2 separate regions of the Homo sapiens genome follow, and region 1 is linked to region 2. A link is a loop called in an ENCODE intact Hi-C map of the cell type or tissue named here. Cell type or tissue: natural killer cell. All regions are shown on one strand.

Region 1 (2,500 bases), 370 kb before region 2:
AGAGTAGCCCTAGAGAATATACTGGTTTTTCTGTATTTTATTTACATCCCAGATCCGTTGGATTTAGTAATCATGAAATAGGGAGTACCCAAATGGTTAGTAAAACATGAATGCTAGAGAATGAGAGAAAAATTCCTCCATAAAATTTGGAAGATGTTCATATCTTGATCCTTAAGTCCAGGAAGTCTGGGGCATGCCAGAATACTCTCTAAAGTAAAAGGCAAATTTCTGTGTCATATGCCACTCAACCATGAACAAAGAAGAACAACCCCTGTTGAGCCTCTTTGGATTTTGGCAATAATACAGGCCACATGTCAGTGTGCTGCCCTGACCTGTTCGCTAAGTAATGCATAATAAACTTTGAGTGGGTTTTAGCAGGAGAGGTCTCTGTGGGAAAGGTGTATGCTGTAGTGCCCACTATCCTTTCCTTGGGCTTTGTGACCCAAAAGATCCAATAATAATTGAACCTCTGAGGCACATATTGCCTCATTAATACAATTTTTATATCTTGCATTTGTGTAACTGTGTGAGTTAAATTAAACACAAGATGGCATAAACAATGAAAATGTTGATCAAGTGCAGAATAAAAAGCACAAGAAAATGGAACCCTTATACACTGTTGGTGGGAATGTAAAATGGTCCAAGCACTATGAAAAACAGTGTGGAAATATGTATCTGAAAGAAAAAGAAAAAATCAAGATCTTAAAGAAATATGTGTGTTCCCATATTCATTATGGCATTATTCATAGTAACAAAATATGAGAACAACCCAAATATTTACAGATAAATCAATAAGGAAAATGTGGTATGTGTGTGTGTGTGTGTGTATACATATATATATATATATATATATGTATACACACACACACACACATTTGCAATATGAGTGAAACTGGAGGACATTATTTTAGGTTAAATAAGATAGAGAAGGACAAATTGTTCATGATTTAGATACACTTATAGGAGTATAGCCATTATACTTATAGGAGTATGACCATTTTAGATACCTCCTATAAGTGTATTTAATACACTTATACCTCTTAGATACACTTATAGGAGTTATCTAAAATGTTCAAACTTAGAAGCAAAGGATAGACTGGTGTTTGCCAATATATTAGTTCATTCTCACACTGCTATAAAAATACTACCTGAGATTGGGTAATTTATAAAGAAAGGAGGTTTAATTGACTCACAGTTCTGCATGGCTGGGAGGCTTCAAGAAACTTACAATCATGGTGGAAGGCAAAAGGAAAGCAGGCATCTTCCACACAAGGTGGCAGTAGAGAGAGAGTCTTCAGGGGAAACTTCCACTTTTAAAACCATCAAATCTCATGAGAATTTTCTTACTATCATGAGAACAGCATGGGGTAAACCACCTCCATGATCCAATTACCTTCCACCAGGTCTCTCCCTCTACATGTGAGAATTACAATTTGAGATGAGATTTGGGTGGGGACACAGAACCAAAGCATATCATTATGCCCCAGCCCCTCTCAAATTTCATGTCCTTTCACATTTCAAAACCAATCATGCCTTCCCAACAGTCCCCTAAATTCTTAACTCATTTCAGCATTACCCCAAAAGTCAAGTCCAAAGTCTTATCTGAGACAAAGCAAGTCCCTTTGGCCTATGAGACTGCAAAATCAAAAACAAGTTAGTTACTTTCAAGATACAATGGGGGTACAAGCATTGGGTAAACATTCCCATTTCAAATGGGAGAAATTGGCCAAAATAAAGGGCCACAGACCCCATGCAAGTCTGAAACCCAGCTGGGAAGTCTTTAAATCCTAATGACTCCATGTCTCACATCCAGGCCATGCTGATGCAAGGGGTAGCTTGGGTAGCCACCACTGCTTTCATGGGCAGACACTGAGTGCCTGTGGCTTTTGCAGGTGTATGGTGCAAGCTGTCAGTGGATCTACCATTGTGGTGTTTGGAGGAGGGTGGCTCTCTTCTCACAGCTTCACTAGGGAGTGCCCCAGTGGGGATTCTCTGTAGGGGCTCCAAACCCACAGTTCCCTTCTGCATTGCCCTAGCAGGGGTTCTTCATGAGGGCTCTGCCCCTGCAGCAGACTTCTACCTGGACATCCAGGCATTTCCATACATCCTCTAAAATCTAGCTGGAGGTTCCCAAAGCTCAACTCTTGTCTTCTGCACAACTGCAGTCACAACACCAGGTGGAAGCCATCAATGCTTGGGACTTGCACTCTTTGAAGCAATGGCCCAAGCTGTACTTGGGCCCCTTTTAGCACTGGATGGAGCTGGAGTGGCTGGGACACAGGGCACCATGTCCCAAAGCTGCACAGGGCAGTGGGACCCTGGGCCTGGCCCATGAAGCCATTTGTCCTTCATAGGCCTCTGGGCCTGTGATGGAAGGGGCTGCTGTGAAGGTCTTTGTCATATGCTGCAGACATGTTTCCCCATTGTCTTGGCTATTAACATTTGGCTCCTTGTTACTTATCCAAACTTCTGCAGCAAAATTGAATTCCTCCCCAGAAAA
Region 2 (2,500 bases):
GACAGCTGACCTCTGCCTTGAATGATTGGGTGTTTCTACAGGCTGATTTCCTGCCTTTCCCCTGTAGCAATATACTATATCATTGTAGAATTCTGGAATTAAGTTGGTGTCTTACTCCTCCCTCAGTAGCAGATGGCTTTTCCTACTGTAAAGGGCTGGTTGGAGGAGTAAGACTTCTATACCTTTCTTCATGGCAGCTGACCTTGGCCTAGGAGGAAGGGGTAAGAGTGTCTCCTGTCTCTTTGCCAGTGCAGCCAATCTTTGCCTGCGTCTTATGGAAGGGTTTCCTGTCTCTCTCCCATGGGCAGATGGCTTTGGTTATCAAAGCAGGACTAAATGTTGGATGCTAGACAGGATCTTGCCCTTCCTCTAGCAGCAGATTGTCTTGTTCTCTTTTCCTACCTGTCTCCAGGAGTAGCTGAACCCCTCTTGTAAAAGAGCTGGTGTCCAAGCAGGTGCAGACTTCCCTTGGAATGGTGCCCTCAGGAATTCTGACTTCTCATGATAGCCCACGCTAGGTCTTAAGAATTTTTAAAATGTTACTTGCCTCCCTACTACCCACTTTTATGGCTGCTTTCACTTGGCTCCATGTTCTGCTGATAATTAAACAGTTTGTGTGTCCTGTCTTTCCTCAAAGGAACTTGTCAACCTTTGGAATTTTGTTCATCTCAGAGGGACGTCTTAAGTACTCAGCTTTCTGAATGTTTAAGAAAAAAATAATACTTTTCAGAATTACCTACCTCTTTCTCATTTTTAGCCTGGGATCAATATTCCCTTCACACTTTTTACATCCGAAGTAGAAATAAAACTCTTATCTATTTTTTTTCAGTATTGGTGCATATTATTCTTCCTTTAGGTGGTTACCAGAAAAATAATTTGGTTTATGCTGAGGGGTGGTGTAAGCAAATCATGTAAAATATTGAACATTAAGTTGGGCCTCAGCAGGGTGAGATGTAAAACTGTATGAGTCTTGAAGGAACTGAGGGACCAGACAGTCAGGAAATATAATATTTGAAAAATATGATGAGTAAAATTAATACCACTATTCAATTTCTTTTTAAAAGTTCCTTCTTTCTCTTTCTTCTCCTTCCTTCCTTCCTTCCTTCTCTCTTTCCCTTTATCTCTCTTTCTTTATTTCCTTTTCCTTCTGAATACCTAAATTCAGGTTAAAAAAGTGTGCTTAGTATATGACTCCTCTGTACTTAGTTTAATATTAGAAGGTTTAAATATAGTATTTCTATGTTATATTCTAGCTTTTCTTTATTTCCAGAGAAGAATTTCTGTTCCAGCCAAAATTTTATTTTTACTATTCCTCCCTTTGTGTTTTTGTTTATGGCTACTATGCATTTTCTGAACTTTTAAAACCTCTAAATTCTTAATAACTGAAATTGCTACCAAAATGTTTTATACTTTTAGCATTTAAAAAATAAAAATCAAATGAAAATAAGTTTTCAGTAATAAATGCATTTTCACTGCTCATTTAGCGACTTAAAATCATGCTCAATCTGTATCATCATTGAGCACTATGCTTACATAGAACAAAACTGCTTCCTGTTGTAATTTTTAAATAAAGAGCACCACCTTGTGGGAACACATGCTTAACCATGTTACAGAAAATGGAAAACAAATATTAACAGAATAATAATGTTTTAAATTACTGACAGTTTATTTATTTTAAATTAGTATAGAAAGAAAGCACCATACTACTTCTGAAGAAAAAACTAAAAAGGTAGAAAATAGAATTTGAAAATTTTGTCAGTTTTTCATGTTATGACTCAATACAAGTCTGCAATATTGTACTTGCTAATGATTACTTTTTTATAAGTATTAATTATCTTAGAACTAAGATTTAGCTTAAAATAACAGAGCTATCAGGAACTATGAATATGACCTAATCTAGAAAAGCTTTATTTTAAAAATAAGGAATCCAAACTTAAGGGGATATATTTAGTGTGTTCACCAACTTACATATAACCAGCGATGTGATAGCTATATTCATGTAAACATCATTTCTATTTGCCTGAGTGAGTCTTGATGGATTTTCAGACAATAGAATATAGTAATGCATCATTTACCCATACTGAGGTATAGATTATCTAGCAAAAGTAAATTTTATCATAATGTAAAAGGTATAATACAACACACTACTGTATCCTTAAAAATGATTATTTTTATAGAATCTTTCTGTGGTGTATTATCTGTATTTTTAACAGCATATGTTTAATGCACATAACATTTTATGGAATTTAATTCAAAAAAACTTGACATTTTTGTTGGTCAAGGTGCTGGTTCTTTTAAATGTTTCCCATTTGACATCAATTCATCTCAGTTTGCTTTCGAAAATTGGGGAAAAGTTTGTTGCTATTCCTCTTTTAATGGGAAGCTCAGAACTGGAAAACAGCCCTTCCCCAAACAGAAAAGGAACATTGATTTTATCTCTTTTAAAATCACTCTATGCTTTAGAATGCCAAATTACCTTACTACTTGAAGACCTCAAGTC

What was found. Hi-C counts contacts between places; a loop is a spot of excess contacts. Peaks named below come from ENCODE experiments on the same cell type or tissue, not always from the same donor. Only the 100,000 strongest peaks of a DNase experiment are listed, where the experiment ranks them.
Region 1: a loop joins it to region 2, with 17 times the contacts of the local background. A loop is called at or near these places in 9 of 110 quality-filtered maps.

Annotation. Positions count from the first base shown.
Region 1 is chr12:82,018,514-82,021,013 of GRCh38, reverse strand. No RefSeq gene overlaps it. Among named protein-coding and RNA genes, the nearest start is that of LINC02426, 66 kb to the right of the region's middle. In natural killer cell, no CTCF peak of the experiment used is centred here; a DNase peak (open chromatin) is centred at 1,253.
Region 2 is chr12:81,643,797-81,646,296 of GRCh38, reverse strand. The region is part of intron 4 of PPFIA2 (PPFI scaffold protein A2); the gene reads left to right. Among named protein-coding and RNA genes, the nearest start is that of PPFIA2, 110 kb to the left of the region's middle. In natural killer cell, a CTCF peak has its summit at 1,559 (motif pointing left); a DNase peak (open chromatin) is centred at 1,556.